Linked DNA regions of Mus musculus: regions 1, 3, 4, 5 and 6 are each linked to region 2. Evidence: chromatin loops called from intact Hi-C (ENCODE). Cell type or tissue: heart. All regions are shown on one strand.

Region 1 (4,000 bases), 150 kb after region 2:
AAACAGCAGCACCAAGAAAGAAATGTACTCAGCCAGGTTCCGATGCCCTCAGCTTTCCTTCAGACTTGCCTTCCGTCAGGTGCTCCAGCCATCTAAGTAAACACTCACTCGCTGAAGTTCTCAACAGAACTTTGTGACATTTCTCCTTCACCCTCTTTTCAGAGGTTAGAAAGGATTAAAAGAAAGCTAGTTCCCTCCCACAAATGTGAAAAACACTGTCCCGTAGAGTTTGGTTTTTTTAAATAATTTCCATGAAAAATCACCCCACTGATATTAGGTCTGCCGTTTAATGACGGAGTGGTGTCCATTTAATCATGGTGCCTGTCTGGAATGCAGCATCGAGAAAGTAGGGTTGGTGTCTGGCTGCTCCTTAGTTGGCCTTTGGGGAAGGAGTAGCCACAAGATGTCCCCACCCCTCCGTGTGCCCTCAGGAATTTGCAAATGAGGCTCTGTGAAAATAAGAACTGCATCAGCAGCTTCCTCTGGGTACCGCCAGATTTTGGAAGGTGGACCAGACTCCAGAAGAACTGCTTTAGAGAGCAGCCCTGAGTAAGCCCGGCAGAGGTCCTGCATATCTGTAAATATAGACTGAAAAACCAAAAACCATTTAAAACAGTAGAGAAGGGTTTAGTCCAGATGACGACCAAATTCATCAGGTGGGGGTGGATTGCTGAGTTTATGGCGGTTCTACTGCAAGGCATTGGCTTTGATGGTGATTGCTCCCTGTGGTGACTTAAAGAACAGAGGTCCAGGGAATCAGAGTCTGCATCTTGGTGCAAGACCGGGGAGGGGAGAGGGGGGAGAAATCAGCCATCTCCAAAGGTGGAAGCCACCAGTGTGGGGTGGTGACTGAAAGGACTCAGGCCCGTGCAAGTGCACGCGTGTGTGTTTGTGAGTGTGTGTGGTGTGTTCACTACTGTGTGTACCATACCACCTGGAGCCTTCAGGCTTCAGGGAATTCTCCTCTGCCTCCCATCTCCTTGTGATAGCAGAGGAATTATAGATACATACTACTTCTCGCAACCTTTACGTGGGTCTGGGGAATTTGAATTCAGACTCCTGTACTTGTTTGGCAAGTGATTTGCCCATTGAGCCATCACCTGGAGCCTAATATCTAAAGCATTTCGACATTTGTTTTCCCAAGTACTGTCAGTGATTGCAACGCAGTGCTGTATTGGGCTGGAGCGATGGCTCAGCGATTGGGAGCATATACTGTCTGCACTGCTCGGAATTCCCAGAATGGATGGGCACCTGTGTTCTTGTTTGCACACCTTCACACAGAAACATGTGAATCCACTTAATTAAAAACAATAAGCCAGGCAGTGGCAGGCAGACTTTCTGAGTTCAAGGCCAGCCTGGTCTACAGAGTGAGTTCCAGGACAGCCAGGGCTATACAGAGAAACCCTGTCTCGAAAAACAAGCAAACAAAAAAAGAGTGCTTTGTAGCAGATGAATAACTTTGGGTCTGTCTATCCTTGATCATCTTGGCCACTGTTAAAGCAAGTCCTGGAGTGTTTCCTAGAGAGTCAGGTTCAAGGCCCTGACCTGAGTAGTGCAGTGGGTAGCTAAGGTGAGGGTGTGAGTTGCACACTCTTATCTCCTCAATGTGTGCCTACTCTGTTGCTGAGGCAGGAAAATGGGTCGTCCCACCACACTGCATGTGCTAGGGTCTGAGTGCTGGGTGGCACATCAGCTGAACATGTTCTCAGGTTTTTTTAGTGTCCTCTGCCGCTGTCCCCATCCATCGCTAGGTTGGTGTGGTTGTGTGGTTCGGGTACTAGGTGTCCATTTTTATAGCACTGACGATCTGGTGTGGCCAGGTACTGGGACACTGCTGGCAGCTCCTACCAGGTTACACCTGCCCGGAATGGCAAGGAGCTCCTGCTTTGGCCGATTCTGCTGTAGCCCATTCTACAGTAAAAATCCAATTTACTATTTCTGTAAACCACTTGATAAGTTTGTATTGGCCTTAACTAGCAGCCGACTCCGTTGCTTGCACTTGCATGCTGACTGGTTTTTCTCTATTTACATATTGTGTTGCTGTTGTAGCTTCATTCCAAGTACTGTTAGGTGCAGACTGCCTCCATCTAGAGGCTGGTCAGTGAACTGCAAGTGGGTTGAGTAGCAGCCTCCTGCTTTCTCAAAGATAACAATTTCATGACATGACCTGATGCTAAATAAAATAAAAGGTGAAATAAAATAGTTAAAATAAAGTAAAACTCTACACACAGCCCAGGAGACATTAAATATATTGAATTGCACAACAAGAAAAAAAGAAAGAGAAGTTATACAGTCATGAAAAAATTTCCTCTATAAAACAAGCTGCTTTAGGTTAACAAAAATGGTAGCTCTTACACAGCCCTAATTGGGACGACTTTACCAAAACCTCCCTTAAGAGCTCAGGGATCCATGCAGAAGAGGAGGGAGGAAGATTGTAACAGACAGAGATGATGGCGACTTCAAGAAAACCACATCTTCCAAACATAGCAGAGCTGAGACACCTATGAACTCAGACTGTGGCAGGGCACACGAGAGTGTGTGAGTGAAACTCAGACAAAATCCCTGCACAGAGGAGGGGTATATGCAAAGTGCTAATCCAACCATGGATGTATTTGTACTTGATGCCTGCTGGAAGAGGGAAAACTGACTTTCTCTAACGCAGTGTCTCTGGGTGTATCAGCCACACTCCAGGTGTCTCTGGGTGTATCAGCCACACTCCAGGGTCGCTTATGCCCAGGAGCATTGAGTCAAGACAAATGACGTTTGGTTTTTCAGTGCACTTTTTGATTTGTTTGTTTGAATTTATTTATTTATTTATTTTGTTTTGTTTTGTTTTGGAAAGAGAGACAAAGAAAGGAGAGAGGGAAAGCGAGACAGGAACAGAGACTGTGACAGAAGGAGAGAGAATGTGAAGTTGGGTGAATAGATAGGTTGGGAGAGTTGGGGGAGGGTAAAGAATATGATCAAAATATATTCTATGAAAAGATTTAAATGAAAAAGAAAAATGTTGGCGTTTAGTTTTCTTACATTTGGTAAAATAAATGTCCTGGGGGAAAAATTGAGTCAATATTTTAAATAAAATGTGGATTTGGGGCTGGTAATGAGCCTCCAGTGTGACTATTTCAGAACTCCTATGCACAGGGACTCAAGCTCACCACTGGCTGTGCCTTGGGAACCAGTATGAGGTGAGTGAAACGTGGACAGATTCTACAAATAGATTTACTGCACCAAATCCAACTAGGGATGAATATGCTTACAAGAAGCAGTGTAGCCACGTGATGCGTCTGCACCTACGCAAGTCGACCAGGCATGGTGGCATAAGCCATTAACCCCAGCACTTGGGGATAGAGGAGGAAGGATCTATATAAATTCAAGTTCAGGCTGATCTACTCTTTGAGTTCCAGGCCAGGCATAGCTACACAGGGAGGTCTTATCTCAAAGAAAATACAATTAGATATTAAAAATCTTATGCTGGTAAAACTCGGGTTGATATTCTAGAGTTGATTTTTTTGGATTTCAGAGTAATTATTAAGTTCTATGCCTTTTATAGTTTGGCTGTGACATACCTCCCACATAAACGCCTAGGTGTGAGCGTGTGATCCTAGGCTAATTGGGAAGTTGGGGAGATCTTTGGGAGATAGGGCCTGATAGAAGAGGGTCCCTGAGTGCAGAGCGGAAACCTTTTAGGGCTGCCCCATCCCTTCACTCTACCTCCTCGGCATGACTAGACAGTTTTCTGCCTCTGCTGGCATGCTTTTCCCACCATGGTGGACTGAATCTTTCAGTGGTTGTAGATCATGATAAATCCTTTCACCTTTTGTCACTGTTTATCATAGCAACAGTAAAGAAACCAAGACCGCACACTTCCATAATGGCTCTGTAGGCAGGCAAGCCTAGGAAACACATTGACTTGGAAGGCAGTTTTGGTTGATGTGAGCGCTCCGTTAGAATGTTGGTGGGTCACAGATGAGGCACATGGTAGTCTCGAGCATTGAGCAGG
Region 2 (4,000 bases):
TCTGTAGCAAAGGCAAGCCTCCTTGAATTTACTATCTTCCTGCCTCAGTAGCTGAGATTATAAGCCTGTACCACCAAGTGGGTGTCCCTTTTTGAATACTTATACCTAAATAAATAGCCAGGAGTATGGAGATAACTGTGCTTCATGACCTCCTTGGGTAAGATCATTGGGTGCTGCTGTTGCAAGGTCATGGAAACTTCTAGTTATTTGCTGTGTAAACCTACTCCTTGGTGCTGGAGAGATGACTCAATTGTTGCTCGTTCAGTCAGAAAGAGCACTTGTTGCTCTTTCAGTCAAGTCTGTCCCAACACCCATGTGGTGGCCCACAACCATCTCACACCAGTTAGAGAGAACCAACACCCTTTTCTGACTTTGTGGGCACAAGACACCTATACACATAAAATAAAAATAAATCTTTAAATATAAAATAAACACACGGTCTGTATTCCCCTTGCCAGGACACTGCTTGAGTTTCCTACAAGACCTCCACATTGTCTTGGATTTCCAGAAAAATCCTATTAGGAATGGAGGGGCTCTTTCCCCAACATGGGTGTCATTCATACCTTAACTTGTGGCACACATTTTTGTCTTTTAGAGACTTCCGCATTTCTATGTTCAAAATGGCCAAAATATGTCCCTACTGCTGCCAAGACACACAGGTGACTCAAGGTCAGAATCTGGCCCAGAGGCCAGCCATTGTTCTGTGCACATTCCGGTTCTAAATCAATGTCCAGTCCTGCTTGAATTGGGTCAAGGTATGGCAGGCAAGATGACCATTGTCCTCTGCCCTGAGATGATTTGAGGCTGTAGATTAAATGTCACACTTTCTCTGTTAGCTATTGGATTCTCTTCAGATCTCTAAAGGAGCCGAGGCAAATGTTGCTTAGATTCCTTTCCCATCCTTTCTGTGTGTGGACATTGTGCCTCCTAGTTTCACTTTCTGGGAACTTTGCCAGCTTTCCAAGGACTGAGTAGTGAACAAAATAAATATTTGTAGGTAGTTTAAAAGGAGAACAAGTCTGTCAGATGTAATTCTGCCCATCCAAAGAAAAAACATTTTAATTACCTTTCAGAGGTTTTTAAGTAATTAGCTTGGGAGACTCAGAAGGTTGATTTAGTAAGTGGCTTTTCAGATTTGTGATCAAGAGGAGTGTTTGTGTGTATGGATGTGGGTGTGGGTGTGTACACGTGTGTGTGTACACGTGTGTGTGTGTGTGTGTGTGTGTGTGTGTGTGTGTGTGTGTGTGTGTGTGTATGTTGGGGGAGGGGAGGAGTCCAAGAAAGGGAAGGTGAATAAAAAATCATAACAAGAAAAGGGTTTAACATGCAGGGGTTAAAGTCCAGGTAAGAAAGCTATTGAAGTCACTGGAGGCGACTGCACTATTTCTTCATAGATGCTGGTTAGTCCCCCACAGAGTTTGTGTGTAAAGTGTTTATTTCACATTTAGCATATACTTACCTTAAAGAGAAAACTTTTAAAGAGATTTCTCATAACTTTGGGGGATTCGACAGTTCGATCCTTATTACTCAGCCTATCTGGGGGGCCTATTGGGCTCCTGAGATTCAAGAGGGCTAGGCCTGACTTGAAACAGCAGTTCCTGTCCCTAGTCCTGTGTGAAGTGTTTGCCTTATCCCTAAGCTGCGAGTCCCGGGAAACCCAGCAGGCTGCGTCCTAGGTCAGCAGAGCCGTCACCTGTTGGGCGGCAGAGGCGGGGACAGCCACCGCCTACAAGACACAGCCCCCAGTCCTGGCGACAGCAGGAGGGTGGCGGACGCTCCGGGACCTGGGCCGAGGAGGCCGGGCGCTGGAATGCGGTCTTCCCGGGCGAGGGAGACTTTGCACCGGAGTGGAGACTAGTTGGGGTGGGGTTTCGCCAGTCCCCTCCGCCCCACCCCCGGGCCCCCTTCCAAGCGCTTTCTGCGAGCTTTCCGAACTGCGCTCTGAAGTTTCCAGAGGGAGAAGCCCGGCCGGCCGGCAGGGACAATGGAAGAAAGCGAAGGCCAGAAATGTGAGCCGAACCTGCCTCCCTCCGGAGACAGCAGACAGATGCCCCGTAAGTAACAGTCCTCAAAGATGGAGTTACACGCACGCTGCTTAGAACAGGAGACCGGGCGCCTGGCGCCAGAAAAAGTCTACTTCTTGGGGTGTGTGTGTGTGTGTGTGCGTGTGCGTGTGAGGGTGGGTGGGGGTGTGTGGTGTGTGTGTGTGTGTGTGTGTGTGTGTTTGTGTGTGTGTTGGGCGAGGGGGTGGGGTGTACTTTCAAACTGAGCCCAGAGCTGTGGTTTCTTGGCTCTACTTTGTCTCTTGTGAGATCTTCCTAAAGTCGGTGAAGAGGTGGTGCATGGTGTCAAACTGGTCGAACAGTGAGCAAGCAGTTTGTGCGAGATCTCTAAGCAATGACAAATGGATCTCCCGGCAGCTATTTGATAATTTCCTGGTGCTTCGGGAGGTTCGAAAAGACAATTTTACACCTACCTCCCGGGCGCAGTGGTTCCATTCATTGGTTAGGAGTTTCCATGGGGGCAGCTTCTTGCGGGCTACAAAGTTTTGCGGCGCTTTAGAGTTAAATTGGAGTTTAAGGATGTTTCTGTTTTGCAGACCTGAACGGCTGGGAAGTAATTGAGCATCTAGATGATAGATAGAACTCTGGGGCTTTCTGTTTAAATGTAAAAGTTGGGAGTTCTTAAAACAGTTTTCCTGTATTTTCTCCAGGCAGTTTCTTTTCTACATTCTGTTTATAATAGACTTGGCTTTTCCGTTGGGAATTTCCAGAACCTTATATAGTTCCGAATAAATCTTGCCGGGAGGGTGGGTGGCTGCAGACTGATGCCAGCGCTCCTCAGCCCCTCTCACTGCAGACTGTCCGGGCACCTACCACACAATCTCGAACCGCCCCTCCCTACCCGTCCAGGTTCATGGAAGGGCCAGTTAGTTACACAAAGATGTGCAGGGCTGTGCACAACAGCGCGTGGGAGTGGGGATTATGCACAAGGGAAAAGGTGTGTGTTTTTTAAAATGAAAAAAGGAAGTAGCACATGACTCATCCACACTGAAAATGCAAAGCCAAGCCAGACAGAAGAAAATACAATTAGGAGAGAAAAATCCCCTAGAGAACTGAAAAGGAAGCCTGCCTGCTAAATGTTCAGTGAACCCCTGAGCCTTGGAGCGGCAGTCCACTTGTCTGAGCGCAGTTTGAGGGTTGGTGGCCTCCAGTCTGGGAAAGGCCCCCAACTTGCTCTCTTTTGATAGGACGGTTCTTACTTCAGGGATCCAACCTCTGGGCCTGTCCTGAAAGGAACGAGCCAGATTTTTAGAGGGAACAATTAGTTTGGGACCAGTTTAAGAACTAACCCTGAAACAACCGGATTAAGTCATTGCTGTGTCCCAGGTTGCGATGGTCAGATGCCTCCCCTTGCTTACTCATCCACTCCACGAATATTGAACTTGTGCTATCTAGCAGTCAGTGTTCCAGCATCCCGGGATCCAGCGATGCAGAGCGAAGACTGAAAAGTATTCCCCTTTATTGGATTGATGTTCTAAGGGCCAAGTTGTGGTGGGGCGGGGTAGAGGTGAACAATGAAGACATAAGCAAAACGCTGAACGTGTCAGATGTCTGGAATGCCGGATTCAGTAAAGAAAATACAGAGTGCCTAAGTTAACTTTGAGTTTCAGATAGACAATAAGTAATTTCTAAAGCATATGTATTTCTTCCATATTGCATGGGTTAGACTTATACTAAAAAAGTGTGTTTTATGCTCTCAAGCTTCAAACTTTATTGGAGATCCTGTGTGTTTATCTGGTGATTCTATTAGCTAAAAGTAAGGCTAGAGGGGAACATAAGACAGGAACAAGGGAGTGGTGGTGAAACTATACAGATTTATCAGGGAGGAGCAGAGATGAGAATAAACCAAAAGCACAGCAGGAGAGGGGAGAGCAGGAACCTGGGAGGAAGATGGAAGAGGAACAGGTTGAAAGGTCAACCCAGGCCAGATTATGGAG
Region 3 (4,000 bases), 73 kb before region 2:
GACCACCTTGTTGACAAGCCTGTTCTCTTCCTGTGCTGACAACACAACCTGTAGGCCGGTGCTGACTCCTGACAAAATGACTCTTTCCAGGATAACATGGTCCCGTATTGCCAAACAGCTAACTCAGAGAACTGCTGGTCTCTTTGGAAGGAGTTCTGGTCAGGCAGGCCTTTCCCCAGCCAAGCTACTCTTAGCCAACTTAATGTTGACATGATGTTATGAAAACTAAATGCATGTTCATTAGCTGTGGAATAGGATTTAAAATCCTTATAATCTAGATAAAAATGTGACAATAAAAAGAGTGCCATAGTAAAAAGGATAAATCGAATTAAATGTGTTGTCAAAGGATTTCTGTTTATAATCATCCACTCCAATTTTGAAGCGGTTTTTTTTTCCAATGCAAGAGGTTCAATTTTCAAAGCTTTATTTTCATTTTTCCAATCATGGATTAATGTTAGAAATATTAATATTGGAAAAACTGAGCAAGAAAGTATTTGCTTAACTTTTTTGTAAAGCAAAAAATACTAAGAAACAGTTAGTATGGGTGAGTCCCACTAAGCGTCAAAGGATGTACCTTTCGTTTTAGTTTTAAAAATATTTTACTGCATTTCTTTATACTGTGTGTGCACATGTGTATATGTGAAGGCAAACAAATATCCCACATGCATGAGGGAGTTGGGGAGAGCTTTGTAGAAGTCAACTCTCTCCTTCTACCCTGTGGGTATTGGGGATCAAGCTCCGGTCACTGGGTTTGGCAGCCAGGACCTTTACTTGCTGAGCCAGAATCTTGCCAGACTAGGATGTGCCTTTTAATATTTAAAAGCCGCATCACCTCCCCCATGCTTCCACGGTTGGCTGCAAAGAGAACAGCAACAGTTATGAACTTAATGTGTAAGTGTAAGCAATCCAAGAACGCCTTTTTATAGTAGAAAAGAAAAAAGGCTGGTGGAGGACCGTCAACCAGAGCTGGATGTGAAACCGGCGTCCTTGGTGAACAGATAGGAAGGACGTGGTGAATTTTAAAAACAATGCCTTTTTATAAATGGCAGTTGGAATGGCAGGATTTGGAACACAATAGCTAATCCAGTATCTTGTGGACAGTTTCCTACAGCGCTTCTATTTTTAGGTGCTTCGTGCTTCCTTCCTCCGTAAGTTCTAGCCAGCCCTTTAGGGTGCCAGGACCTCAGCGTTTCTGCTGTCTCTGTCAGCTCCACCTCTCTCTTTCCTTGCTCAGATTCTTTGCAGTTTATACATCCTGCTTCTTGTCCCAATCCTAGACCGAGCAGCAAACACAAAGGGTTTGTAAGTAGGGGACTTATTTTAGTTAATGATTATCATGTTGTTTGATTTTTCATTAGAGATCAAAGAATACTTTGGAATTTGATGTAGCCTGAGATTGAAGTTTTAGATTGCGCTATTTGAAGTTGCACAGAGAAGGAATACAAGCCTGGTTTCACGTGCGCTGAATCTAAGAGCCTGTGTCTGCACCTCCTGCATCTTAGACTCCAACCCATCTGTAGCAGTTGCATGAACAAAGTTCAGAGTTACACGTGTGAGCAGCTTGGTCAAGCACAATGTGGTGTGTTCATCTGAGTCCTATTCATTGTGACTTGCCCTGCTCACAAACACATCTAGGCACTGAGTGCTAGCTGTAGTGAGATGCTTAAGTTGTGAAATTAAGGGATTACCTGTTTTATAAGAGTTAGTCTGGCGGTCATTATGAAAAAAGAAACATTTGATTTCCATAAAAGCAAATTTGTGTTTCATTATTTATTATAATACAGTGTTTTAACATATTTATCACCAGATAAAATTAGCCTTGCTAGAAAAATGCCTGTGGTTTCTTGTTATCTTTGTATAAGCCATTAAAGTCAACACTTTGGAATGTAGTTGACCTCAGTTCAAATACTGACCCAGTCATTTAAGAGTGCCCCCTATAGGCAGTCACCGACATCTGCCTGGATGAATTCTATTAGTAGATTTGGTGACAACAGTTATCACGGTATTAACACATCTCTCTTCTGCTGAAGATACATGTATTCAATCCTAGCACTTGGAAGGTGGAGACAAGAAAACCATGTTTTCAAGGTCAGTCCGTGCTAATTGCAAGCTAGAGGTCAGCCTATCTCAACAGCCACAGCAGCAAGAAAGTACTTATCAATTAAAGATAGTGGTGCAACAAAATAAAAGTAGACAGAAGTGTTGCTCGCAGTAAGGTGTGTGATTGCTTGTCACACTTGCAAGTGTTCAGTTAGGGAAGATGTACTGTACAGGGGGCTAAGCAAATAACCCCTGGACATACTTCTTTTTATTTATTTGTATTTATTGCTTATAAACAATAGAAGTTTATTTCTCTTGTTCTAGGATTCTGGAGGCTTTGAAATCCAAGACCAGGGTGCCATCCTGGTGGGATTCTACTGGGAGCCTTCTTTCAAGGACATGCTTGTCCCATGGTCATATAGCAGAAAAAGGCAATAAAGTGGCACCTCTGTTAAAAAGATTGTATCTTGCTAAACACCTCTCCAAGCATTTGGTCGTTAGTCAAAAACTCAGAAGTTGCCCTTTTTCACTCTGTAAAGAAAATCTGACTTATAAAAGTCTTCACTAAAATGAGGCAGGTTTGGTGGCTCATGCCTTTAATTTCAGCTCCTGTGAGGCAGAGACAGACAGATCTCTGAGTTCAAGGACAGCCTGGTCTATAAGACCAAATTCCAGAACAGCCAAGGCTACACAGAAAAACTATGCCTTGAAAAATAAAAACCAAACAAACAAAATGATAACCTGACTCCATTTCCCACCGACGGAATTGAGTCCTTACTTAATGCAGTCTGACCTTTATGAAACCCCTGATTGACATGTTCATCAGGGAATACTCAACAGGTTCCATCTTTACCTGCTGAACCCTGGTGGGAGGTGACAGTTCAGTGTCACTCACTCTCTACCTCCGAAGGAAAAACATTTCAAAACAAATGTGCAGCTGAGCTCTCAGGAGGCAGAGACAGGAGGATCTCTGTGAGTTCCATGTCAAGCATTGTTGTATAGTGAAGCCCTGTTTCAAAAACAAATGTGCCCAAAAGAAAGGTACTTGGAGTCATTTGATGAGCCTTACCTTCTAGATGATGGTAGGTCTTCTCAAGATGACATGCAATTGACTGAAAATTTCAGTGTATCTAAAAACTACTTAAAAATTGAATATGCTATTGTTGTTGTTTAGTGGTAGCAATTTTATAAATGTTTACTGCAGTTTTCTTCTTAACCTAACTGGCTCCCAAATAATTGAGACTGGGTTATTATATTTATTTAACAAGCTTTAAGGGTAACTGGGCGGCATTACTCTATTTCAGTCCTCTAAACTAATCTGGCTACCACCCAGTCAAAACCCCAGAGATACTTGCATTTTAGCACTGATCTGACTCTCTGGGATCCAGGTGTTTCCCCATGGTATCTTCTAGACTCTCTCCCCATGGTGAACCTTCCCATTCCTCTTTCTGTCCACCTCCGCTGGCTAGGAGGACCTTCCACCCTATTCTCTCCCCTGCTCAGGCACAGGCGGATCAGCTTTTATTGAACTGATCCAAGAATAAATGGGGGCAATACTTACACAACATTCAGACAGGAGATTTTCCCAATAAGGATTCCAACCAGATATGGGTGCACAGAAATCAGCATTTGAATTATACAAGGATAATCTTTACACAGTACACAGTAACATTATGCCTACAGTTGTTGTTGCTATTATTGCTGTTCATGCTGCCGCTGTTGTTGTTGCATAATGCTAGGTGCCTGGGTTTAACAGCACACATGTGGATATCTCCTTAGGGTTAGTCAGTCCTTTCTACCTTTACATGGATCCTAGATTGCAAGGCATGAAAGCTGAGTCATCTCACTGGCAACCAAGGAAGCTATTTTTTTTAATAGAAAAGAAATGATAAATGTATATACCTCATAGTGGTAGTAAGTTAATCTGCTCTAAACTCCCAGCTTGTGGTTGACTGCGTGC
Region 4 (4,000 bases), 96 kb after region 2:
TGTGTGTGTGTGTGTGTGTGTGTGTGTGTGTGACTAGTCCTACCTTTAGTTTTTGTGATACAGTATTACATTTGTGTTTTAAGCCACCTGCAGTCTTAGCTATTTGGGTAATGTGGAATCCTTGGCAGAGGCAACTCAAGTTTGTTCCCATGAAAATCTAGCCACCTCAAGAATCACTTTTACATATTTATATTTTTTTGCAGTTCACGATGCTTGCTTATGTGTGTGTGGTAAATACTCTACCATTGAACTCTGCACTAGGGCCTTGAGGCTCATTTTAATGAAATGTCTGCCTCAAAAAATGTGTTGTTAGAGCTTGGGTTTTGCTCTTCTTGTAAACACTTTTATTTATCTTAACACTTTTTTATGGAAAATAAGATTTTCATAGAATCTATTCTCATCACGGCTTCTCCTCCCCCATCTCTTCCCAGCTCCTCCTTCCCGACCCATCTAACTCCACGCCTTCTTTTTTCTTCCCCTCTTTGGAAAACAAATAAACAAATAAAACAAACAACCCAGAATACAAAGGAAAGCGAAAGAAAGGAAGAGAGGCACAAGAGCAGCTTCTTTTGCGAACAGGCATCAGTTAGAGATAGCATGGTGGCATCTGGAGATGAGTTGTAGGGCCTTGTTTATGTCGTGAAAGAACTGTCAGGCCCCGCCTTAGAGGCAGTGTTCTACATTACTGTCTCTGAGTCAGATTTATTTGTTAAGTGGCTCGCTCACTTGTCGCCATGCTGGGGACCCTAACTTTAATGGCTTTTTCTAGGAAGAGTGGAAGTTAAAAATAAATGCTTTCTACCAAAAACTTTTTAAATCCATGCTTTGTGATAAGAGCTTCTAAGCAACGTTTAGTTTTATTGTTATATTAAAATTAGATGTAGCTAAAGTCATAATATCTCCTGTTGAAGAAAGGAACCTCAGGGGAGAGATTAATGAGGAAGAGAGAAGATGAGAATGAAGCGTTGTCATGGAAGATGGATTGAGTGGTTTCAATGAAGAAATAAGAATTATTGCATTTTGAACTGTGAATTACGTTTTAAAACATGCATGTATGATCACTGTGCAATTAGTATGTGGATGCCCTGGTGGACTCTAGTATACGATATGATCTCTAGTTTTTAGAGTATAGATTGAAAAGCTCTAGGCCTTCCCTGTTCCTATCATTCTCCATGCATGTTCCTAGACAAAGAGAATGAATTCATACCTATGAACTAATAACTTAGTGGCTGTTTGAAAATATAACCGCATAAGTTCAAGGGAAGATATATTTTGGGTACTATCATTTGTCAACTTGGCCAGGTCTTTGATCAAATGCCTATCTATAGAGTCCCCTTATGTAGCCCATGCTGGCCTTGAACACACAGAGCTTCTTTGATGGGGTTGTCCATGTGTCCATGTCCTTTTGGGGGTCTGCTTCTCTTGAACATCATTGCTAGCAGATCACCAAATCGATATCGGGAGCAGCTGAGTATGATGTGTGATGAGGTGAATACTTTCAATCTTGTCTCTCTTTCCTAGAAAAAGATCTTTCTGTCTGTCTTTCTTTCTCTTATTCTTTTTTTAGTGTGTCTTCATTATATAATTTAAAAAATGTGCATTTGCAACCATGAAAAAGGTAGCTTACTATACATCATTAGAATGCAAAAGGAACAATGTTAGGGAGGAGACAGCATGGTAACAGATGTGATAAAATATTGTCATGTGTGCTTTTCTTTACATACTTTGTGTGTGTGTGTGTGTGTGTGTGTGTGTGTGTGCATATGCCACATGATTTTCAGGAACGGGTTCAGTCCTTCCTCATTGTTGTGACAATGGCATCTCTTGCTTCTGCTGAACTGTGTATTCCATGCTAGCTGGTCCCCAAGCTTTTGAATGATTGTATTGTCTCCTCCCATCTCAAGGTGGGGTGCTGGGATTGCAGATCAAAGAGGCCTCAGCTGGCTTTTTTAATCTGTTCTTTTTGGGATAGAGCTCCGGTCATCAGGCTTGCTAGAGAGTGCGTTTATCTGTTAAGTGTCTCCCTACCCCTGCTTGCTTTTCCTAATGGAGATCTTGTTTTAGAGTTGAGGAACACAATAAATAAAGTAGGTTTGTATACACCACTTGAGGTAATATCCAAAAAAAAAAAAAAAAAATCTATGGCCACATAATGATGCCCTGAACAAGAGATAGAAAAAATTCAGGGACTGGAGTGCACCCTAGTGGAAGGCATGAGAACTGCACACAGGCCTTTCTGAAGAATGGCTGTGCTTTACTACTTTGAACCAAGTCCTAGCAACCGGACACAAAAGAGAGCTTGCCTGATGGTGTGTGGCCAGAAACATAGTTTCAACAAGCCAACATTAAAGTCACAAGCCTTTGCCAAAGCACTGTAAGTCTCTTGGCAGTTGCTGAAATTAATTTCTCTGCAAGAAAATTCACATATCCAACTTCATTAAACTGAACATTTGAGTAGAGTGTTTCTCGGAGATAACTAAAGCCAAGATTAATGATACAACAGGGTGACAAAATGAAAAAGTGGCATAATCACGCTTATCAAACCCTAGAGTATTTGCAATTCCTCTGTAGCTCATAACTGGTTGTTTCATCAGGTAAAAGCAGCGATTCCCAGCAGGTCCTGTGGTTGGAATCAGTGAGCCTGTGTTTCATACAGAACACTACTTGGCACCTACTACACTCGAAGAAGGTTATGTTTTTAATTTCACATTACCGAAAAGGCAAAGAAATCTGTAATTACACTTCATGCATGGAGATATGAAAGGAAAAATAAATGGCTATTTATCTACCCCGCAACCATGAGTCAGCCCTTGACTGACTAATCACACATAGACATCATCTGCTTCACACTGATTGCTTTTGTTTTGCTCTGTTGTAAACAATTAAGAATTAAGATCTTGGAGTGGATGGACTGTTTTTAAAGGGTGACCCAAAGCTTTTTCTTTTCTTTTCTTCTCTTCTCTTCTCTTCTCTTCTCTTCTCTTCTCTTCTCTTCTCTTCTCTTCTCTTCTCTTCTCTTCTCTTCTCTTCTCTTCCCTTCCCTTCCCTTCCCTTCCCTTCCCTTCCCTTCCCTTCCCTTCCCTTCCCTTCCCTTCCCTTCCCTTCCCTTCCCTTCCCTTTCCTTTCCTTTTCTTTCCTTTTCTTTTCTTTTGTCATTCTCCTTATCCTGGCTTGAGCATTCCATTCTTGTTTGGCTAAAGTGTTATTTTCAGGCAGTCCATATTAAACTGTAAATACTCCGTCAAGGCAGACTTGTTAGTACCACAGCATCTGTCTTTGTATCTGGTCATCATATCTTCCTGAGAGAAACCAAGCAACTGTGCTGGTCTCCTGTTATATCAACCTGACACAAGCCAGAGTCATGTGAGGGGGAACCTCAGTAAGAAACGCATCCATAAGATCTGGCTGTAAGGCATTTTGTTTTAAATTGGTGATTGATGAGGAAGGGCCCAGTCTATTGTGGGTGGTGCCATCCCTGGACTGGAGGTCCTGGGTTCTATAAGAAAGCACGTTGAGCAAGCCATGAGGAACAAGGCAGTAAGCAGCACCCCTCCATGGCTTCTGCATCAGCTCTTGCCTCCAAATTCCTGCCCTTACTACTTTTGATTATGAACTGTTCTATGGAACTGTGAGTAAAATAAACCCTATCCTCCCCAACTTGCTTTTTAGTCATGGTGTTCCATTGCAGCAATAGGAACCCTAATTAAGACAGCAGCATTCCGTGCTGATCACCATGTACTGAATCACTGGGATTGTAATTTCTACCAGGCCCAGCACTGGATATCTGCTTTCTTATTCTTATCAGCTAACTAGGAACATCTATATAATAAAGAGAGCATTTACTGTAGCAGAAGAAAATAAAAATAGAGGTACCCTATGATCCCACTTTTTCTAAATATACAAAAGAATTGCAAGCAGGCCTGGAAGAGGTGTTCATATCCTGTGTTCAGAGAAGTGTTATTCAAGAGAGTTAAATGGTAGAAGCCACATTCAAGCCTAT
Region 5 (4,000 bases), 260 kb after region 2:
ATTCTGAAAAATTCCTGTCAACCCAATGGTTGTTGAGGATCTACAAGAACCTCAGAGTAGCTCTGCCAAGGAGAGCAGATTCTACATCAGGAGAGAAACGCGAAACGGAGAGCAAGAAAGCCTATCCAAGTGTCTGGGGGGAGACAAGGACTGAAGGCCTGGTTGATCACTGGGCTTTCAATGCTAGTACTCTTGACTCCTCTCTATAAAATCGTCTGTGAGAGTTTGTGGTGTGTTTGTGTGTGTGTGTGTGTGTGTGTGTGTGTGTGTGTAACAGCAGCCAAAGACTAGAAAAAACTCTACCTTTTTTATAGGCACAGAAGTTCAGCTGTCAGTTGCCTGATAAAACTTAGCCGTTCTCTGAGGAAGCAATCCTGTATACAGTCCTGTATACAGTCCTTGCTCTCTTCTCTTTCTTACTGAAATAAAGATTCAGCTGTGGGTTTTCTCTGTGCCCACTTCTGAAGACTGCAGGGCATTCAGGCTTCATGATAGCAGACAGATGAAGCCAATGGAGGCTGATTTCTTTTGTTCAACAGCTGCAGAACCAGGAGATTCTGAGGGCGATGATGAAGAAGGCTGAGCTGGAAATCAGTAACAAAGTGAAGGAGACCATGAAGAGACTAGAGGATCCGGTACAGCGTCAGCGCACCCTGGTGGAGCAAGAGAGACAGAAGTACCTCCACGAAGAAGAGCGGATTGTCAAAAAGTTATGGTGAGTCACCCTGAAGAGAAAAACTGTCTTTGTTCACAGGGTGACCTTCTTAGCTGGTATTTCTCTCCCTCTCTTTAATGAGCACCTATTGTGTAAGCTAGAGATCTGCTGAGCCTGGTATCTTTGTCCCAACTGTCCCTCCTTTAAGGTCTGGGAAACTCAGCAGGCCCCATGACAGTATATCTCTGGGCCAGGAAAATGTGGGGCATCCTTAGAAAACCACAGGGTTGGGGATTGGCAGGAGAATTGGGTCCATGGTCCTAATCACATCTCACAGTTGAACGGTATCATTCTCCTTGGCTTGGTGTCTTCTATGGGTCATACTCCTGCTTTGGAGACCTGCTTGGTACCTGTCTAGGCTGTGCTTGCAAAGACTGTAAGATCATGGGAGCCCACAATAGACCCTGAAAACCAACTCTAGAAAGTTGTCTTCTGCCTTCTGCATGCACAGTCACACAACACTAATTTAAAAGTTATGGAATACATATATATCTCCTTAATATTATCATATCTGTTTCTTATACCTTAAACAGACATAGACTAGGGTAACTGGGTGGATCCGTATGACAGGAGAGCGAGCTTAGGTAAGATATTCTAGAACCTGGCTCAGGGCTACTGAGAAGTAACGCCTGCTCTTTGCTGGCCCTTCTCTGTCCCTTTCCCTTCCTTCTAAATTCCAGAAAAGAAATACTCTGGTAGAACTGTTAGGCTTGGGTCCTCTGAACATGAGGACAGAGGAGTGAAAGTGGGGATTAAAGAACAGAAAAAAAAAATGAGTCAATATCTTTCATGGTTTTCTACTTGGAAATAACAGCTTCTAATAAGAGTCAGACTAAGTTCAGTTTAACAAACAATGGGCTTCTTTTCAACAAAGGCAGAATAAAAAGCAGCTTAAGGCCATGCTGAAATCTGGAGGCCCCATGAATGTCTGACGTCTTCTTGAGCAAAGCCTACCTATTTCAAAAGCCCATTGATGACTTTCAAAAGGCCGTCTGCACTCATTTTCAGCAGCACTGTCTCTTTTTCAATCTCTGAATTAATAAAAGTGGCCTTCAGAGCTCGAAATAGGAATCACAAGCACATGAATTGGCAGAATAATGGTGTCAGAGGTTCCCTGCTGCCCGTCAAAGGGGAGCAGAGTTTGGGGAACTTTGGGTTGCAGGGATATGATGCGCAGGAGGCAGACTGGGTAAGAGAAACTAAAATAGGAGTTTATCTGGATGGAGTGGCTTTGGGTCATGGAACATCTCCTTGGAGGAGTATTTGCATATTGACCAGTTTGTGGGTGGTTGAAGGAACTGGGGGCCCTGGAGTCTTAGCTTGGAAGGGCTTCATCAAAGCCTGAAAGAATGCAGGAGACTGCTTGGTCTACCAGGGAACCTCCCTCACCAATGGACCATTTAGAGGTCTGACAAGGATTGGCCCAGCTCCACCCCAAGGAGCAGCAGCTGCATGTGCCCTGTAGGTATGCTCACCTAACACCAGGTGTGTTTAACAGATGCAGACCCTAACGGGGCATCCTTTCATCAGAGATTTCTGTATCAGAATGGCTGGCATCACCAAATACTTCATCCCCCTGCTCAGAAGAGGTCAGATGTGTCACGTGTGACTTCATCCTTGTTGAATGTATGTCCTGCCCTGCTGGACTCCCTCCTGTGGCTGCATTAGCTCCTTTCTACTCACTCACCTAGAGGAAAGGGCCCATGTCTTGTGAGGCCATCCTCTCCTCCACTAAGGCGCCAGGAAGTACAGCCGCCATTCACTTACTGCCACCTAGTGGTCTTGCATTTCTTAGCACCCTCGTCCTTTAAGAGCTTTCTCTTGAATTTGCAGGCAACTTGAAAGGATACAAACACATCTGGGCAAATTGTTTTTGTTGTTTCAAGTGGAAGAATATAACTTGGCTGTGTTGGAGTTGATATCTGTTCTCTCTCTCCATCCCAACCCCTCCATCCGTCCCTCCCTCCCTCCAGAAATCAGATCTCTAAGTTCTTAGTTGTGAGAGAAGAGAGACAGTCATTAATGATGGGACAGTCAGGTACACTAGAGAGAGGCTATCCATTAGGGGATTTTGAGGGCAGTTTTGCTCTCTCTTTCCCAGGGATATTTGACCATGTCAAGGGACATTCACATGTGTCACAAATTATTGGAATTTGTGATTGCTTGCTACTGCTACTCAGCAGGAAGGGGCCAAGGATGCACATCCTTCATTGTGTAAGACAGCCCTGCACTAAAAATGAAGCTATATGGTTCAAAATGTCAGGTACTAAAATTGAGAAACCTGGTTGTCTAAAGTGAGCTAACACACTTCACTGTAGTACTGGTTCATACCCCCCTCTTAGGCTACCCCCAGCCCCCATCTTCTGCCTCCATCCTAATCTATCAGGACTCTCTCCCCTCTGTCTTTCTCTCCCTCCATTCCTGGTCACCAAGTGTGCACATTGTTCTCTTGGCTGGCATGAATACAACTGAAAGTTAAGAATGTATCAAGTGCCCACTCCACCCCCACCCGGGACCAATCTGAACCACAAATGACAGACACGGGAGAGCTCTCCCGTTGCTACCTTACATAGCCATGCAATATTGCAAAGCAAACTACTATCGACTGTGCTCCCACCTCCTCCTTGGAAGCTTAAGATAGGGCTGGGACACAGCAGAAAATGGGAGAGCCCCTGCTCCTGCACGTGTCCTTTCTGAGACCCTCCATGCTCAGTTCCATCTGCTCTCTGCCTCCCCACAGTGAGCTGGAGGACTTTGTTGAGGACTTGAAGAAGGACTCTTCCTCCACTGGCAGAGTGGTGACCCTGAAAGATGTGGAAGATGGGGCTTTCCTCCTGCGACAAGTGGGAGAAGCTGTGGCCACTCTCAAAGGTGAGCCTTCCACTGGAAGTGTGTTGCTTGGAATGTTTATGAAGCTTTCAGCTGGGCGGTGGTGGCGCACACCTTTAATCCCACCAATTGGGAGGCAGAGGCAGGCGGATTTCTGAGTTTAAGGCCAGCCTAGTCTACAGAGTGAGTTCCAGGACAGCCAGGGCTACACAGAGAAAAACCTGTCTCGAAAAACCAAAAAAAAAAAAAAAAAAAAAAAAAAAAATCAAAAACCAAAAAAACCGAAGAAGCTTTCAAATCTGGACCTACCATCCCATCCTACTTGGGAGGCTGAGGCAGGAGGATCCCTTAAAGTCAGTTGAGACCAGATTAGGGAAACAGTAATACTTTGTTTCAAATAGACATGTAAATAAATAAACAATCCTTCAAACAGTAAAAGATTCATTCAAGACTTCT
Region 6 (4,000 bases), 150 kb after region 2:
GGGATTGTAGACGCCTGCCACCCACCACATGGGGTTTTATGTGAGTTCTGAGAATTGAACCCGGGCCATCAGGCTTGCAACTTTTTTCAACTTGTGGAGTCATCTCTCTAGCCTTTCCTTCATTTGCTTTCTAACTGGACACGTATATAAGGTTCAGTGTGGAGTATGCTAATGTAAATGGCGTATGTATGTAAAAGATACTTTCTGATCAAGTAAGGACACCTACCATTTTATTATTTCATCTCCAATTAAATCTTAAACTAAGATCTAATAATTCCATGTACTTTGGGGGTACATTGTGATGTCACAAGTACACAGAGGGTCCTGATGCATTGGGGTGATTAACATTTCTATTGTCTTCTTATCAGCATTCCTGTTATTCATAAGACATAATCATTATTGTAAAATACAGACCATTTGTGGCTTTGCACTCCATGCTGGCGAGAGGCTCTATTGAAGTCTCTGCTGCTCCAATCTTACTGTATGTGCTTAGCAGCAGCAAGCACTCAGTATCATTTTTTAACACTGAATTTCAAGCTGGGTGTGATCATGCATACTGGAAATCCCAGTAGTTGTGAAGCTAAGTCGGAAAGATTTTTTGAGTGTGAGGTAAGAGTGACTTACAGAGTAAATTTGAAATCAGCTTGGACTGTGTTGGACCTGGCTGTCCTAGAACTAACTAACTAGCTCTATAGACCAGGCTGGATTTGGACTCACAAAGATCCACCTGCCTCTGCCTCCTGTGTGCTGGGATTAAAGGCATGTGCCATCACCACCGGAAGAAGAACATAGGGAATGCTCTCTCTCTCTCTCTCTGTGTGTGTGTGTGTGTGTGTGTGTGTGTGTGTGTGTGTGTGTGTGTTTCTCTAGCCTGGCAGTTAAGTCACAGAATCAGGACGTATGAACCCCAGATCTCACTCATTAGCTGCATCTTCCAGTGTTATCTCTGGGACCCCAGGGACTAGCATACAACTTGGGAGAACACTGCTCAGGACAGGGGGAAGACAGACAGAGCCTTCCTACTGTCACCAGCCTGCAGCTTCCATGTGGGTTAAAGAGCACTGTGCTCTTTTAGCCACAGTCATCCCTGAGGCAAGAGCCAGGCTGGCAGTGGAATTTCTCCTTTGTGCTTTGCAGGAAATGGGGTGGGTTGGGGATGTCAGGTCTCTGTGAAGATTCCCCCCCCCCCCCCCCCCCGCCTGTTTTGCCAAATAAAGTAAAGATAAGAAACTCCTGTGTGCCTCCCCTATCTATCCCTGGGAACGGAGCCTGTTGGATAATGGACCCTTTGTCTTCAAGGGAGGAATTTCCTTCGGCTGTCAGGGCAGCTGGCCTTGCAGGTGGATACCTGCCCTGCAGGGGAACCCCTCCTCCCGGAGAGAGAGAAGAGGCTAACAAAGTCTTGCTTAAGGGATTACTGAGTGAACATTTGTGGTTCCCTGTGCTTGTGAAAACTGCTCAGCCTCAGTCTAAAGCCAGTTTTTCTTCAGAGTGCCTATAAACCCATAGTCAAGAGGTTCAATCCGTTACCTAGTGAATTCAACTAGCATAGAATTTTCCAACTTCTGGAGAGAAACAAAAGGACTCAGGAAGAGGAGAGGACAGGAGATGAGAGACATAAGAAGTTGGTCAAAAGAGAGGCTGTGGCCTCAGAAAATGAGGGCTTTTGGGTCAGCAATGTTACTGCTGCCCTCGACTTCCTCCTTGTGGCCAATTTAGGAATTTCCTCTGGGATGCACCTAGTGCCCAGGGTACAATTGACTGGGGTTGCTGAGCCTATGGAATGGAGGGAAAATCTGAGTCACCAGGAGCCTGCACATGCACTCTCCTTTCCAAGGTCCTTACTCAGCCTTGCCTTGATTAAAGAAATCCCCTTGTGTCTGGTCTTATTTAACACAAGATGCACAGAAGCACAGTCCCGAGTCCCAGTACAGAGGACTACAAGTGTAGCTGTTATACCCACCCCTCCCACCCCCACCTCCACCCCAGCCTCAGAGTCATGGCCTTGTAAGTAAGCCCTTGTTGGTGCTGTTTGGAAGCGCTGTGTGTCTTTGAGTATCTCTGTGTTGTCATATTGGTCAGAATTGATGGGGGGGGGGGGCGTTTTCAAGACAGGGTTTCTCTGTGTAGCCCTGGCTGTCCTGGAGCTCACTCTGTAGACCAGGCTGGCCTCAAACTCAGAAATCCGCCTGCCTCTGCCTCCCGTGTGCTGGGATTAAAGGCATGCGTGCCGGCTAGAGTTGAAAATTTTAATGAATCCGCCTAACATATTATCAGTTAGATCAGCAGTTCTCAACCTGTGGGTAGCACCCACAGGAAAACACATGTTTCTGATGGTCCTAGGAATTCAGGTACCGCTCAGCAGCAACAATTACAGTTATGAAGTAGGAATGAAAATAATTTATGGCATGGGGTCACCACAACATGAGGAGCTGTATTAAAAAGTTGCAGCAGTAGGACAGTTGAGAGCTACTGATACAAATGCATCAGTTTGTCCATTACCTTGATCTTTATTTTTTATTTATTTATTTTTTTCCTGAGACAGGGTTTCTCTGTATATCCCTGGCTGTCCTGGAACTCATTTTGTAGACTAGGCTGGCCTCGAACTCAGAAATCTGCCTACCTCTGCCTCTCGAGTGCTGGGATTAAAGGCGTGCGCCACCACACCTGGCTATAATTTTTATCATCTGTTCATTTTAGGCCAGGAATAGTGGCCCACCTGATAGCCCTGCCCTGCCATGTCAATACCACTGACAGCACCTGGCTGCTGCTAGAGCGTACTGTTGGTTTTATGCATGCTCTTAGATCAGACAGGCAGTGAGGAGAAGTCACCATTGTACATAATAGAAAGTATTTTCTCTGCCCCAAAGATGTTCTGTAGTCTGCCCATTTAACCTTCATTCCTCACCAACTCCTGACCACAAGTGAGCTTTCCTTTCACTGTTGTTAGAGTTTGATTTTTCTAGGACATCCTACATTAAGAATGAGACAACTGGGGTTGGTGAGATGGCTCAGTGGGCAAGAGCACCCGACTGCTCTTCCGAAGGTCCGAAGTTCAAATCCCAGCAACCGCATGGTGGCTCACAACCACCTGTAATGAGATCTGACGCCCTCTTCTGGTGTATCTGAAGCTACAGTGTACTTACAAGTAATAAATAAATAAATAAATAAGTCTTTAAAAAAAAAAAAAAGAATGAGACAACTTAGCTGGGCAGTGATGGCGCACGCCTTTAATCTCAGCACTCGGGAGGAAGAGACAGGCGGATTTCTGAGTTCGAGGCCAACCTGGTCTACAGAATGAGTTTCAGGACAGCTGGGACTACACAGAGAAATCCTGTCTCAAAAAACAAAAAAATAAATAAAAAGAGACACTTTGGCCCTTTCAGATTAATAGTGGAGTAATACACATTTAACTTTCTTCCATGTCTTTTTGCTACTGGTAGTTAATTTCCCTTTAGCACTAAATAATATCCCATCATCTAGATCAGTCAGTTTATCCATATTCACCCTCTGTGATGGTTTGAATATGCTTGGCCCAGGGATTGGCTCTATTAGGAGGTGTGGCTTTACTGGAGTAGGTGTGTCACTGTGGGCATCGACTTTAAGACCTTCATCCTAGCTGCCTGAAATCGAGTCTTCTCCAAGCTGCCTTCAGAACAAGAGGTGGAACTCAGCTCCTCCTGCACCATGCCTGTCTGGATGCTGCCATGCTCCCACCTTGATGATAATGGATTGAACCTGTAAACCAGCCCCAATTAAACGTTGTATTTTGTAAGAGATGCCTTGGTTGTGATGTCTGTATACAGCAGTAAGATCCAAACTAAGACACCCTCTGATAAACATCTTTGTTGATTTCAAGTTTGGATAGTTATAAATAGAATAAAGCTGCTGATGAAAAAGTATAATGTAAAAGCAAAGTTCTAGGCCTTTAGGCCCAGGCTTGAGAATGTGACCTTTGTGACTCAATGTTCCAAGGTATGCTAATCATAAAACAGATTGC

Evidence for each region. Hi-C counts contacts between places; a loop is a spot of excess contacts. Peaks named below come from ENCODE experiments on the same cell type or tissue, not always from the same donor. Only the 100,000 strongest peaks of a DNase experiment are listed, where the experiment ranks them.
Region 1: a loop joins it to region 2, with 4 times the contacts of the local background. A loop is called at or near these places in 13 of 42 quality-filtered maps.
Region 3: a loop joins it to region 2, with 8 times the contacts of the local background. A loop is called at or near these places in 2 of 42 quality-filtered maps.
Region 4: it touches region 2 in a loop (4-fold over the local background); 6 of 42 quality-filtered maps call a loop at or near these places.
Region 5: a loop joins it to region 2, with 4 times the contacts of the local background. A loop is called at or near these places in 9 of 42 quality-filtered maps.
Region 6: a loop joins it to region 2, with 3 times the contacts of the local background. A loop is called at or near these places in 13 of 42 quality-filtered maps.

Annotation. Positions count from the first base shown.
Region 1 is chr2:20,671,357-20,675,356 of GRCm38, forward strand. All of the region lies in intron 4 of Etl4 (enhancer trap locus 4), which reads left to right. Among named protein-coding and RNA genes, the nearest start is that of Arhgap21, 290 kb to the right of the region's middle. In heart, a CTCF peak has its summit at 2,093 (motif pointing left); no DNase peak of the experiment used is centred here.
Region 2 is chr2:20,517,874-20,521,873 of GRCm38, forward strand. All of the region lies in intron 2 of Etl4 (enhancer trap locus 4), which reads left to right. Among named protein-coding and RNA genes, the nearest start is that of Gm17171, 190 kb to the left of the region's middle. In heart, a CTCF peak has its summit at 1,689; DNase peaks (open chromatin) are centred at 708, 1,828 and 2,978; H3K4me3 peaks cover 2,406 bases; H3K27ac peaks cover 2,265 bases.
Region 3 is chr2:20,444,482-20,448,481 of GRCm38, forward strand. The region is part of intron 2 of Etl4 (enhancer trap locus 4); the gene reads left to right. Among named protein-coding and RNA genes, the nearest start is that of Gm17171, 110 kb to the left of the region's middle. In heart, a CTCF peak has its summit at 1,936 (motif pointing left); a DNase peak (open chromatin) is centred at 1,120; H3K27ac peaks cover 496 bases.
Region 4 is chr2:20,613,926-20,617,925 of GRCm38, forward strand. All of the region lies in intron 3 of Etl4 (enhancer trap locus 4), which reads left to right. Among named protein-coding and RNA genes, the nearest start is that of Gm17171, 280 kb to the left of the region's middle. In heart, a CTCF peak has its summit at 2,213; no DNase peak of the experiment used is centred here.
Region 5 is chr2:20,777,487-20,781,486 of GRCm38, forward strand. Etl4 (enhancer trap locus 4) reads left to right here. Exons shown (of 22, transcript NM_001081006.1): 11 at 540-715; 12 at 3,456-3,586. Among named protein-coding and RNA genes, the nearest start is that of Arhgap21, 190 kb to the right of the region's middle. In heart, CTCF peaks have their summits at 661 and 2,492 (motif pointing left); no DNase peak of the experiment used is centred here.
Region 6 is chr2:20,664,458-20,668,457 of GRCm38, forward strand. The region is part of intron 4 of Etl4 (enhancer trap locus 4); the gene reads left to right. Among named protein-coding and RNA genes, the nearest start is that of Arhgap21, 300 kb to the right of the region's middle. In heart, a CTCF peak has its summit at 1,704 (motif pointing left); no DNase peak of the experiment used is centred here; H3K27ac peaks cover 1,067 bases.